2 separate regions of the Homo sapiens genome follow, and region 1 is linked to region 2. Evidence: read pairs that join two places in POLR2A ChIA-PET (ENCODE). Cell type or tissue: GM12878. All regions are shown on one strand. Each heading gives the region's core, and the rest is flanking DNA. Links, peaks and the distances in the headings are about the cores only.

What was found. ChIA-PET counts read pairs that join two places held together with the same protein. Peaks named below come from ENCODE experiments on the same cell type or tissue, not always from the same donor. Only the 100,000 strongest peaks of a DNase experiment are listed, where the experiment ranks them.
Region 1: POLR2A ChIA-PET joins it to region 2 with 7 read pairs; 7 of 35 experiments call an interaction of 5 or more read pairs at or near these places.

Annotation. Positions count from the first base shown.
Region 1 is chr12:124,919,007-124,925,716 of GRCh38, reverse strand. It overlaps TRA-TGC3-2 (tRNA-Ala (anticodon TGC) 3-2), which reads left to right and starts at 3,891; the gene lies at 3,891-3,962. RefSeq lists enhancers at 4,096-4,415, 3,982-4,660, 4,496-4,685, a cis regulatory region at 4,270-4,440 and a silencer at 6,514-6,663. In GM12878, for the core only: a CTCF peak has its summit at 6,288; DNase peaks (open chromatin) are centred at 3,775, 4,326, 5,486 and 6,315; H3K4me3 peaks cover 3,018 bases; H3K27ac peaks cover 3,549 bases.
Region 2 is chr12:124,771,848-124,778,877 of GRCh38, reverse strand. It overlaps SCARB1 (scavenger receptor class B member 1), which reads left to right. Exons shown (of 13, transcript NM_005505.5): 13 at 292-2,022. Among named protein-coding and RNA genes, the nearest start is that of SCARB1, 89 kb to the left of the region's middle. RefSeq lists enhancers at 4,171-4,330, 4,391-4,440, 4,451-4,610, 6,732-6,801 and a silencer at 4,521-4,815. In GM12878, for the core only: no CTCF peak of the experiment used is centred there; a DNase peak (open chromatin) is centred at 4,087; H3K4me3 peaks cover 872 bases; H3K27ac peaks cover 4,007 bases.

The sequences.
Region 1 (6,710 bases), core at 1,711-6,710, 150 kb before region 2:
ACAAGAGCAAAACTCCGTCTCAAAAAAAAAAAAAAAAAAAAAAGAACTGGGAACAGCATTCTAGGCAGAGGGAACAGCAAGTGCAAAGGCCCTGAACTGGGAAGAAACAGTGAGGAAGCTGGTGTGGCAGAAGCACCCATGGAAGAGGATAGGGAGGACGGAGGAGTGGGGCAGAAGGAGGTGAAGTCAGAGCGGTCCTCAGAGGCCGGATTACATCGTACCTTGAAGGGATATGGAGGGCAGGAGGTATGGGTTTGATTCTGAGAGTTTCATGCAGAGAGAAACATTCAGGTTTGTTTGAGCAGTGCCCTCTGGCAGCCAGGTGGGTGGGCACAAGAGGAAGCAGGGGCACTTGCGGACTGAGAACAACCCGTGGGCTTGCTCCTCAACCACATCCAAAATGATGCCACCTATGGCGCCATCCTGCTCTTCTGCTGCCAGGGTCTCTCTCCCGTGGCTCCCACTTAGGCTGGGGAAATGAGGTCAGAGGATGGTTTACACGGTGGTCCCTATTCCTCACCTCCCCACTGCCCTCCTGCTCTCCCCCATCTCTCCAAAACGGGTCAGCAAAGCATCACGCCGGGCTGAATAGAAGAGGCAACTGCCCTCCAGCAGAGTCCTATGATAATAACATTTATAAAAGCCAGACCCACATTTCACAGTTCCTGCCTTCTATTTATTTATTTATTTATTTATTTATTTGAGACGGAGTTTTGCTCTTGTTGCCTAGGCTGGAGTGCAGTGGTGCAATCTCGGCTAACTGCAACCTCCGCCTCCTGGGTTCAAGCGATTCTCCTGCCTCAGTCTCCTGAGTAGCTGGGATTACAGACCCGTGCCACCATGACCAGCTAATTTTTTGTATTTTTAATAGAGACGGGGTTTCCTCATGTTGGCCAGGCTGGTCTCGAACCCCTGACTTCAGGTGATCCACCCATCTCGGCCTTCCAAAGTGCAGGGATTACAGTTGCGAGCCAGTGCACCTGGCCTTATTTATTTATTTAATTTTGAGAGAGGGTCTTGCTCTTTCGCCCAGGCTGGAGTGCAGTGGTACAATCTCAGCTCACTGCAGTCTTGACCTCCCAGACTCACGAGATCCTCCTGCCTCAGCCTCCTGAGTGGGGGTGGGGTGGGGTGTCTCACTGTGTTTCCCAGGCAGGTCTTGAACGCCTGGGCTCAAGCAGTCCTCCCACCTCGGCCTCCTAAAGCACTGGGATTATGGACCTGAGCCACTGCACCCAGCCCAGAGCCTGTGCTTTCTACCAGACACTATTATACATATTTTATGTGTAACTCATTAAATTGTCACAATAACCAGATGAGGTAGGTACATTGAAATCTCTTTCACAGATGAGGCCCAGAGGTTAGGTGATGCAATCACAGCTGCTGTGTCCAGCACTTCTTGCCCCCAGGCTACTAACTTTTCTGACAATTTTGCATGGTCTTTGGCTAGGAAGAGTTTCAAGTGCCAGCAGCTGTCAGGGAACTATGGAGAACGAGGCGGCAGGACATTTTTGATGCAAGCTTTCCTTATCACAATAAGTGTCTATTTCCAGCCAAGAAATCTCAAGGCTGATGGAAAGAGGTATAGCCTTCAGTTTTCCGCCCTCTCCTAGCTTCTCACCCATTCTTTCCCCAAGGAACAGCTTTTTGATGACCTGAAGGACACCAGACATTGTGACTTCTCTCCCCTGGTGTGCTTAAGAAACCCTCTGGAAGAGAGATGCAAATTCACAGTTTAAGAATGGCTCTTAGGGCCGGGCACGGTGACTCACGCCTGTAATCCCAGCACTTTGGGAGGCTGGGGCGGGCGGGAGGGGGGCAGGGGGCGGATAACGAGGTCAGGAGTTTGAGACTAGCTTGACCAACATGGTGAAACCCCGTCTCTACTAAAAATACAAAAATTAGCTGGGCGTAGTGGTGCACGCCTGTAATCCCAGCTACTCAGGAGCCTGAGGCAGGAGAATCGTTTGAACCCGGGACGCGGTGGCTGCAGTGAGCCAAGATCCTGCCACTGCACTCTAGCCTGGGCGACAAAGCGAGACTCGGTCTCAAAAAAACAAACAAACAAACAAACAAAAAGAATGGCTCTTTTCGGTGGGCAATTGTAAAGAGACTCCTTCCTCCAAGCTGAAGCCCTCATTCTGGGAAGTGGATATGTTTCTTTTCAGTTTGCTGATATTTATATTCAGACGGATTTTTTTTTTTTTTTTTTTTTTTTAGATGTGGTCTCCCTCTGTCTCCCAGGCTGGCGTGCTGTGGGATGATCTTGGCTTACTGCAACCACTGCCTCCTGGGCTCCAAAAATCCTCTCGCCTTAGCCTCCCGAGTAGCTGGGACTACAAGCGCTCGCCACCACATCCGGCTAATTTTTTGTATTTTTGGTAGAGACGGGGTTCACGCCATGTTGGCCAGGCTGGTCTCAAACTCTTGGCCTCAAGTGATCCGCCGACCTCTACCTCTCAAAGTGCTGGGATTACAGGCATGAGCCATGGCGCACGGCCATAATAGTTCTTTTGGGAGGAAAAAATGTCTTCCAGCTGATATGCAAACCTCAAAGTCACTGAAGGTTGGTATGGTTTTAAAGGATGAGAAATCAGAGGTTTCTGGGTGAAGGTACAATCAAGCCAATGCCCTTATTTGTTGGAAAGAAACTCGATTTTCCTTCTCTTCTCTTCTGTCTGTGAAGAGGAACATTTAAGAATGGGTCAGTTTACATTTGTTCCTTGGTTCTGGTATCCGCTAGAATTTTAGTTGCAAGGTTATGAAGAGCTAACCTACTTGGGAAACATAAAACAATTTTTTGTTGTTGTGGTGGTTTTGCTAAACTCTAACACTCACTTAAACACACAAAAGTTTAATTTAGAAAATATCCTTGGCTGGGCGCAGTGGCTCACGCCTGTAATCCCAGCACTTTGGGAGGCCAAGGGGTGCAGATCACCTGAGGTCAGGAGTTCGAGACCAGCCTGGCCAACATGCTGAACCCCCCCCCATCTCTACTAAAAATACAGAAATTAGCAGGCGTGGTGGTGCACGCCTGTAGTCCCAGCTACTCGGGAGGCTGAGGCAGGAGAATCGCTTGAACCCAGGAGGCGGAGGTTGCAGTGAGCCCAGATCATGCCACTGCACTCCAGCCTGGGCGACAGAGCAAAACTCTGTCTCAAAACAAACCAACCAACCAAAAACTAAAAGCCTCTCGCACTCCCGTGTGTATTGCAGCTTTATTCATAAGTGCCTAGATGTGTCCGTCAACAGATACATGGATAGAGAAAATGTGTACATACGCAATAGAATACTATTCGACCTTAAAAAAATACAAAACAAAATGAAATCCTGTCATTTTTCCTCTACGAAACAAAAATAAAAACATGGCTAAGTTTGGGCGACATTACATAAAGTGAAATAAACCGGGCACAGAAAGATAAATACTGCATGATCTCACTCACGTGCGGAAGCTGAAATAGTTGGTCTCACAGAGAGAATAGTGGTTACTGCAGGTAGTGAAGGTGGGGGGAGGTGGGATAGCCAAAGGGGGGTTACTGGATACAAAAGTACAGCTGAATAGGAGGAATAAGTTCCAGTGTCCCTATAGAGTGAATACAACAACTTATTGTACGTTTTCAAATAGCTGGAAGCGTGGATTTTTAATGTCTCCCAGCACAGAGAAATGATACATGTTTGAAGGGATGGATGTGGTCATTGCCCTGATTTGAACATTACAAATTGTGTACATAGATCACAACATCACACCACACCTCATAAATGTGCACAATTGTTATGCGTCCAAACAATAATAAAAACCAAAAATAAAAATGAAACACGTGGAAACAGGAAAAACGCCTTTAAGAATAGAGTATAGCAAGGACTTCCAAAAGCAAGTACAGGAAAGGGAGGGGGATGTAGCTCAGTGGTAGAGCGCATGCTTTGCATGTATGAGGCCCCGGGTTCGATCCCCGGCATCTCCATTGTAGTTTTGTTGCTTTCTGTATTCGTTTTGGTCCGTGGTTCTTTATCATTAAAGTGCCATGGATGTGATTATCATAAGCATTGTGATTCCAGGCACTACTTGGAGCTCAGATTCTCACACCAGGTGTGATCTTCCCATTCTGAAATCTCTAATGTTTCAAATGCACATGAGTTAGAAGAGGCTGATGGGAGTAATCAGCAGAAAAGTGTTAAGGCAAAACCTGACTTGATGACTGAAACCACAGCAAAAGTGAGCAGGATGATCATTTGGGGAGTGTACACCACATCTCGTGCCACCATGATTGTACTGCACTGGCCTCGAGGGCTGTTGACGCATTCTTGGCCATCAGAGGGCAAGTGTGTAAGTTGCTGGAAGGTCTGGGCCCCCCTGTTTGCCATCTCACTCCTCCTCTGCACTGCCACGAACCACCTCATTTGCATGGGAGGAACCCAGAAGCAAACTCACATCCCAGCGGGGCTTTGCTCTCTGCTTCCTCAGCAACACGTCTCCACGGCTGTAATGCAAGTGCAATTTACATTTATATTCATACACTGTGTTCCGGGGTGAGCAGGCCTATGCAAACCTACCCCAAAGGCCAAGGGAGCTGAGAGGCCAAAGAAAGGGGTTGACAAACCCAGTTTCTCAGGAAAAAACATTTATTAGGGACTTACCAACAGAAGCCATAGTCTCAGGGTGGTCATCAGAGGATATAAGGTTTGCTGCGCCATAACCCCCGGCCCAGGGCTTCCATACCATAGGGAAGGAATATATGTAGGACAATTGAAGTTGACCCCTCAAGCAAGGCAAGAATGTTATGTGAATCCGCATAAGGGAAGGATTTATGATCTAGGTTGTTCTGATCTAAGGGCAGAATTTATGGTAACAGTAAAGTAGAAATCTTAGAGACCTTCCTGGAAGAGGCATTAATCGGAAGTTATCTTGGTGGATTAGCAACCAAGATGGAGTTGCTTTCACCTCCACTGTGTTTCTGTGTTTTATCACTGAAAGCAAAAGATGGTGGCTCAGGCCTGTAATCCCAGCACTTTGGGAGGCATGAGGCAGGAGAATTGCTTGAGGCCAGGAGTTTGAAAGCAGCCTGGGCAACAAAGGGAGACCTTGGCTCGGAAAGGAAAGGAAAGGAAAGGAAGGGGAAGGGGAGGGAAAGGGGAAGGGGAGGGGAGGGGAGATTGATTTACTTGCATGAATGATCTTTAGGCAAAAATAAATACATAAAAATAAATTATATTTTTTAAAGTTTAACCAGTTCCCAGCTCTCTAAATAATAATAAGAATGAAAGAAGGGATTCGGCTGCATTCTGTGGTACAGTTCTTTGCAATTATAATGAATTCCTCACCTGTCAGCCCCTTTCTTTCATTTGACTTGACTTCATGTTTTAAATGGTAAAAGCGTCTAATCCTAGATCTAGAGCTTTCATTTTTGAGATGAAGAAAATGAAACTTGCGAACTGACTCACCAGTTAGGTGGTGACGCATTGGTGACAGCTTGTTTCTAATGAGCTTCAGGAAAGGTTATTTCTCCCTAAATGTCAACAAGGTTTTAGGGGAAAATCATTGAAGATAATTTCTGAAGTCATCAGGCCTAACACAAAACTTACATGCTTCTGTAACTGCCCAACAGTTTCTCCTTGCCCGCTGCCTAGACAGAGCCCATTTATTAGGACAGGGAAACTGTGATCCGCCCACCTCAGCCTCCCGAAGTGCTGGGATTACAGGCGCAAGCCACCTCGCCCTGCCATAATAGAGAACGTTTAATTCACACACAGCTGGCAGTGTGGGAGACGGGAGTTTTACTATTACTCAAATCAGTCTCCCTGAAAACTCAGGGATTGGAGTTTTGAAGGATAATTTGGTGTGTAGGGAGGTCGGGAAATCGGGAGTACTGATTGGTTGGGTCGGAGATGAAATCACAGGGAGTCGAAGCTGTCCCTTTGCCCTGAGTCAGTTCCTAGGTGGGGGCCACAAGACCAGATGAGCCAGTTTATCAATCTGGGTGGTGTCAGTCGGCCCACTGAGTGCAGAGTATGCAAAATATCTCAAGCACTGGTCTTAGGTTTTACAATAGTGATGTTATCCTCAGGAGCAATTTCAGCATGGACAGAATCTTGCAGTCTCCAGCTGCGTGACTCCTAAACCATAATTTGTAATCTTGTGGCCAATTTGTTAGTCCTGCAAAGCAGTCTAGTGCGCAGGCAGGAAGGGGGCTTGTTTTAGGAAAAGGCTATCACCTTTGTTTCAGAATTAAACTATAAACTAAGCTCCTCCAAAGTCAGTTCAGCCTACACCTAGGAATGAACAAAGACAGTTTGGAGGTTAGACGCGAGATGGAGTCAGTGAGGTCAGATCTCTTTCACTGTAATAATTTTCTGTTATGACTTTTGCAAAGGCAGTTTCACTTCTGTTTTACTTTGTTTCTTCTTTTGTTTATTTATTTATTTATTTTGCTTGAGACAGGGTCTGTTTCTGTTGCCCAGGCTGGAGTGCTGTGGTGCAATCACAGCTCACTGCAGCCTCAAACTCCTGGGCTCAAGTGATCCTCCCACCTCATCCTCCTGAGCAGCTGGAACTACAGGCATGCACCACCGCCTGGCTAATTTTTGTTTGTTTGTTTTGGTAGAGACAGGGTTTCACCATGTAGCTCAGCTGGTGTTTAACTCCTGGGCTGAAGTGACCCTCTCACGTTGGCCTCCCAAAAATGCTGGGATTACACGTGTAGGCCACCATGCCT
Region 2 (7,030 bases), core at 1,170-6,169:
CAGGCCGCCCCCCTTGCTCTGCCCCTCACTGTATTAAGTCTCTTTGGGCCTCAGTTTCTCCATCTCTAAAGGAGGTCGGGGAGGCCAGGCGGGTGTTGAGTGAGATGAAGAGGCCCTTGGAGTCATTCCAGGAGTCTATAGGTGACTCCAGTCTCTTCTCACTTCTGACAGCCTGGTGGCGGGGGTGGAGTCTCTGCTGGGGATGTGGGTACAGGGCTGTGGTGGGCGGGGATGAGGGTGGGGTTTGGTGACAGGGCGTGGGTGGTCACCCAGCTTTGCCTTTCTCCACAGGGTCCTGAGGACACCGTGAGCCAGCCAGGCCTGGCCGCTGGGCCTGACCGGCCCCCCAGCCCCTACACCCCGCTTCTCCCGGACTCTCCCAGCGGACAGCCCCCCAGCCCCACAGCCTGAGCCTCCCAGCTGCCATGTGCCTGTTGCACACCTGCACACACGCCCTGGCACACATACACACATGCGTGCAGGCTTGTGCAGACACTCAGGGATGGAGCTGCTGCTGAAGGGACTTGTAGGGAGAGGCTCGTCAACAAGCACTGTTCTGGAACCTTCTCTCCACGTGGCCCACAGGCCTGACCACAGGGGCTGTGGGTCCTGCGTCCCCTTCCTCGGGTGAGCCTGGCCTGTCCCGTTCAGCCGTTGGGCCCAGGCTTCCTCCCCTCCAAGGTGAAACACTGCAGTCCCGGTGTGGTGGCTCCCCATGCAGGACGGGCCAGGCTGGGAGTGCCGCCTTCCTGTGCCAAATTCAGTGGGGACTCAGTGCCCAGGCCCTGGCCACGAGCTTTGGCCTTGGTCTACCTGCCAGGCCAGGCAAAGCGCCTTTACACAGGCCTCGGAAAACAATGGAGTGAGCACAAGATGCCCTGTGCAGCTGCCCGAGGGTCTCCGCCCACCCCGGCCGGACTTTGATCCCCCCGAAGTCTTCACAGGCACTGCATCGGGTTGTCTGGCGCCCTTTTCCTCCAGCCTAAACTGACATCATCCTATGGACTGAGCCGGCCACTCTCTGGCCGAAGTGGCCGCAGGCTGTGCCCCCGAGCTGCCCCCACCCCCTCACAGGGTCCCTCAGATTATAGGTGCCCAGGCTGAGGTGAAGAGGCCTGGGGGCCCTGCCTTCCGGGCGCTCCTGGACCCTGGGGCAAACCTGTGACCCTTTTCTACTGGAATAGAAATGAGTTTTATCATCTTTGAAAAATAATTCACTCTTGAAGTAATAAACGTTTAAAAAAATGGGATGCCTGCCTCTGTGACAGCCTTGTTTGCTGAGGTCGTGGGGGTGGGGGCCTCTGGGAAGTTCCGGGCTCCTCTTCTCTTGGTCAATAGCTCCTTTCTGGTGGCTGCCAAGAGCGTCTCTCCCAGGGCCGGGCTGCTGGCTTACCTTCCTGTTGTTTTCAAATTTCAACCTTGTGCAATGTTGAGTTTCATAGAAATACTGCATGAGTACGCCCTTGTTTAGAAGCAGCAGGGTCTGAGTCCCATCCCACAGCCCCCAGTGCAGACGCTTTTGCCACTTTTGCATGGGGCCCCCTGGATGTGTTTCTGTGCATTTATCTACAAATCCTGGTGCCCATAGGACATGCCCCGTGTTGTTCTAGGCCTTTGCTTTCTGCTCGTTACATAAATGGTGAAGAAGAGAAGCGGGTAAGAGAACAGATTGGAGCCATCTAAAAGTTCTCATCTTAAGTGTAGATCATTGCAAAGGATGGAATTTTCTCCGATTGTCATCATCGTTGATGTTTGAATATGAGACCATTTCATCAGTATTTAAGTGTGCCCGCTGGGATCTAACTAGGAGAGGAGAGGGTATTCACTGCCGAACATTTCAAAGAATATACGAACAAGCTCTTTTATGGTCAGAAATGTTAGCCCTTTTCCCCTTAAACTTGTATTTCCTTTCTTCTTCCCTCCTAAAATTTTATCTAAATGATATTTATATTTGATGCTTTTAAGCCTTTTATTAATCACTCCTATACTTGCCTGCAACATAAATATATAAGTTGAAGCAAACTTTTTTTTTTTATTTCTTGTGACCATCAAGGGTAAATTTTTTTAGGTCTGGGGCTGCCATAACAAAATACCATCAAGGCCGGGCGTGGTGGCACACGCCTGTAATCCCAGCCCTGTGGGAGGCCAAGACCGGAGGATTGCTTGATGCCAGGAGTTCAAGACTAGTCTGGGTAATATGGTGAGACCCTCATCAATACAAAAAAAATACAAAAATTAGCCAGGCGTGGTGGTGGGCGCCTGTGGTCCCAACTACTCAGGAGGCTGAGGTAGGATTGCTGGAAGCCAAGAGGTTGAGGCTGCAGTGAGCTGTGATCATGCCACTGCACTCCAGCCTGCGAGACAGAGTGAGACACTGTCTCAAAAAGAAAAAATACCATCAATAGGTGGCTTAAACCATTTATTTCTCACAGCTCTGGAGGCTGGAAGTCTGAGACCAGGGTTCCAGCAGGGTTGGGTTCTGGTGAGGCGTCTCTTCCTGGCTTCAGACGGCCGCCTTCTCTGTGTCCTCACATGGCCTTTCCTCGGTGTGAAAGGGGGAAGAGAGAGGGAGAGCGAGAGCTCTGTGGTGTCTCTTATAAGGACACTGATGCTATCAGATCAGGGCCTCATTTAATTATTTTCTTAGAGGCCCCATCTCCAGACACAGCCACACTGGAGGTTAGGGCTTCAACAGGAATTTTGGGTCAACACAAACATTTAGCCTATACCATCTGGATTGCCTTTCAAGTCTCAGGACACAATTGGTCAAAACTATATTACTATGTTTTATGTGACATATCAAAGTAGCAAAATTTTATTGGAATGCATGTCCTTTTGGTATGCATTTTATATATCTTTTTCATTTACAGATTAGAGTTGTGTGTGAGTGTGTGTACAATTCCATGAATTTTGACATGTTTATAGAGTTGAGTCATTACCCCTACAATCAAGACAAAACAATTTCATCATCCCCCAAGATTTCCTCATGTCTTCCCTTTGTTTTTGTTTGTTTTACAGTGGGCTCCCATAATTTTTTTTTTTTTTTTTTTGAGACAGAGTCTCGCTCTGTTGCCCAGGCTAGAGTGCAGTGGTTCAATCTTGACTCACTGCAGCCTTCACCTCCCAGGCTCAGGAGAGCCTCCTGACTTAGCCTTCCGAGTAGCTGGGACCACAGATGTGTGCCACCACACCTGGCTAATTTTTTTTTTGTAGAGATGGGGGTCTGGCTCTGTTGCCCAGGCTGGTCTCAAACTTTTGGCTTCAAGCATTAGTCCCACCTCAACCTACCAAAGTGCTGGGATTAGAGGCGTGAGCCACTGCACCCAGCCTGCGACCTGTGCTGCCTTCCTCCCACTTTGTAGGGAAGTCCCTCATCCCCATGCTTAGCCCTTGGCCACTAGCTATTTTTACCTTTTCCAGAATGTTCTAAATGGGATCTACAGCCTGTAACCCTCTGAGCCTGGCTTCCTTCACTCAGCACTGTCTCTAGATGCATGCCTGTTGTTGTGTGTAGCAATAGTTCCTTTCTTTTCACTGCTGAGCAGAACTCCATGGGGTGCACACACCAGTGCTTTTCAGCCGTTCACTTATTGAGGGACACGTAGAGTGGTTGCAGCCTTTGGCAATTGCATTAGTTGGTTTTCACGCCACTGATAAAGACATACCCAAGACTGGGTAACTTTTAAAGAAAAAAGGTTTCATGAACTCACAGTTCATATGGCTGGGGAGGCCTCACAATCATGGTGGAAGGCAAAGGAGAAGCAAAGTCATGTCTTACATGGGACCAGAGAAGAGAGAATGAGAGCCAAGTGAAAGGGGAAACCCCCGATCAAACCATCAGATCTTGTGAGACTTACTCACCACCAGGAGAACAGTATGGGGTTAACCGCCCGTATGATTCAATGATCTCCCACTGGCTCCCTCCCACAACATGGGAATTATGGGAACTACAATTCGAGATGAGATTTGGGCAGGGACGCAGCCAAACCACATCAGCAACTATGAACAAAGCTGCTGTGAACGTTCATGTACAGATTTGTGTGTGAAGGCGTACGTTCATTTCCCTGGGGTGTATACCTCGGAGTGGAGCTGCTGAGTCAAACTGGAGCTCTGCGTTTCACTTTTGGGGGACTGCCAGTTTCACAGTCGCTGTACCAGGCTGCATTCCCATCAGCTCTGCGTCCTCACCAGCATCTTGGTGTTTTCAGTTTTAAAAAACTTCAGCCCTTCGTAGTGGTTTCTCATTGTGGCTTTTATTTGCTTAGAAATACTTCTTGTCCTGAGATGAGTGGGACTTCCTCTCCACCCCCAATTAATTCATGTATCCGTGAATGACTGTCACGTATTGCTAGAATGAAACCAATTTTTACCATCAATTCTTTGTCCCTGCAAGTGCAGAGAAGCCTTGTTTTCATAAGGAAGTCACTGGGAGTGGAATTCTTATACTCCTTCTGGGTAGTATGCGAATGTCACACGGCGATCTGTCATTGGAAGCGATTCTCACTGATCTCCCAGCAGACAGGTCCGTTTGACCTTTCTTCAAATTTGTAGAAAGCAGCAAAGTGGAAACCACCGGCTTGCAAAAGCATTTCTTACCCAATCTTTAGATGGGTTCTCGAAACCTGTGTCCGGGAAGTTCCCTCTGATTGGGGCTGGAGGTCAGGGAGGCTTTGCCCGTTGGCTGTAGAGTGGAGGGGTGGGGGGTCTTGTGACCTGCCCGGGGAAATGGCAGGCGAGTGACAAGCTCAGGAGAGAGTCCAGGCCCCGAGGATGGTTCCCTTCAAACTCCCCATGTCTGATCCTCTGGGAAGCTGAGGCCAGCTTTGGTTATTTGATAGCCACGGTGAGGATTTTGACTTAATCTGTGTATGCAACACATCACAGACAGTTTTAACTCTTGCATTCAAGTCTACCTGCTCATAAAACAGAAAAAAAGACAGGCCCCAGAAGGCATTCGGTTTTTTTTTTTTTTTTTTTTTTTTTTTGGAGACAGGGTCTCACTTTGTCACCTAGGCTGGCACAATCACTGCTCACTGCAGCCTCAACCTCCCAGGCTCAGGCGATCCTCTCACCTCAGCCAGCCTCCCAAGTAGGTGGGATTATAGGCCTGTGCCACTACACCCGGCTAATTTTTTGTATATTTTTGTAAAGATGGGGTTTCGCCGTGTCGCCCAGGCTGATCTCCAACTCCCAGGCTCAAGCGATCCGCCCGCCTCGGCCTCCCAAAGTGCTGGGATAACAGGCATGAGCCACTGCCCTGGCCCTTAAGTCATTCTTGTGTTTGTGTGTGTGTGGGGTGTGTGTGTGTGTGTGTGTGTGTGTGTGTGTGTGTGTGTTCCCGAGGGACTTAGCCTCCCGTGTGTCTCATTGGGTGAACATCTTGCTTCTGAGTGAGGTTTGATTTTTTTGTAGGGTGTGCGTTTGGACACATCCTTGGTCTTAAGCCCAGCCAACGACCTTAGCCAGGGCTCAGGGAGGGAAGCACCGCCTGCCCCACAGCTGGAGGGCTGGGGTTCGGGACACCCGGTCGAGCTTCAGTGTCTCTGATTCTGAGCATCTTTGACTCTGCGAGACTTTCTTCTCATGCCTTCACTTCAGGCGCCAGCCCCTGCCAACGATGGGACTCCACTACTTACCATGTTGATTTAATTTGGCTTACTTTTTTTCTTAAAGAATTTTATTTTAAAAGGAAGGCAGTCATATCTGTGAAATTATGGGTCCTTTGGGCAAGTAATAGTTTTCCAGTCGCCATTAAAATAAATACCTAACTATTAAGGACGTTCCTCCCAGTACCTCGAAGCAGCCTGCTACCTGCAATCTCTGCACCATCCCATGATTGTGTCCCATGCACCCTTCTTCCTGCTCGGCCTGCATCGCCCCTGCGTGGCCTTTTCCCCCCTCTCTGCCTCTCTCAGTCTTCGCCATCATCAAAGGCGCAATTCCAGCCATGCCCTCTCCTCCAGGAAGCACCCCTCCCCCATCACTCCTGCTTGCTGTTCTTCCCTGTCTCAGGACTCCTGGGGCACTTTGTATCTCAGTTGATACTAGAATGTTCTAGAATACCAGAAGTCCTGACACCAGTTGCTGTAACCCCAAACTCCAAGGACCTGCAGCATAAACCCCGGTACATGCCCTTGTGCTGGAAACGAATATTTTTGGCCGGGGCGGTTACTCACATTCCTTAGTACTCCTTGGCTCACGCGGACACCCATTCTTTCAACACATACTTATCCAGTGCTCACTACGCGCTAGGCACAGGGGGTGCAATTGTGGACCAGACAGAGGCGGCCCTTCCTCTCAAACAACTTTACAGTTCTGCCACTTACTAGCTGTGGGACCCTGGACAAGTCACACAGCCTCTCTGGAGACCTACTGTTCTCTCCTTTAAAGCAGGTGACTCAGATCTGCTTTGCAGGGACGTCTCCTGCTTTGCAGCGATGTCACCCAGGAGAGATGGGTGAAGTGGATAGTGAATGGAGTGGGCCAGGGCGGTGGTCCTCGGCTGAAAACAATGCCTCTCGGGGTCAGCGTGGGGCTCAAGAGGTGGCGGCCCCGTGGGTGGGTCCAGGGCCAGGGACCCTGTGTCCGAGCCCCTGCCCTGGAGCCATCCTGTCTCACCTGAAGGCTCTGCCAGTCTGGTCCACTGGCCTCCCGGCTCCCACGCGTGTCCCGAGCCGTCCATTCTCCAGGTAGCGGCCCTGAAATGTTAATCTGTCACAAGGGTCATCTTTGCTTGAATTGTGGGTGACTTTTCCCCATCCTGGGGGTAAAGTCCCCCCGACTTGTCTCTCCATCCGCGATCCCCTGCAATCTGGCTGCAGCACGCGAGACTTCAGGACGATTCCGAGCTCGGCCACTGGGGGGCGAGCTGTGCACACAGGTGGTCCAGAGGCTGCTGCCTGGGAGGGGCTGCGGATCACCCGGTTCCTGGAGCGGAGTGGATTGATTTTAAACTGGGGAAGCTGTGGTCCACAGCCTGGCTTCGGAAACCCGTGACCCCTAGAAATTGTATTTTACGTGTGTGTCTGGG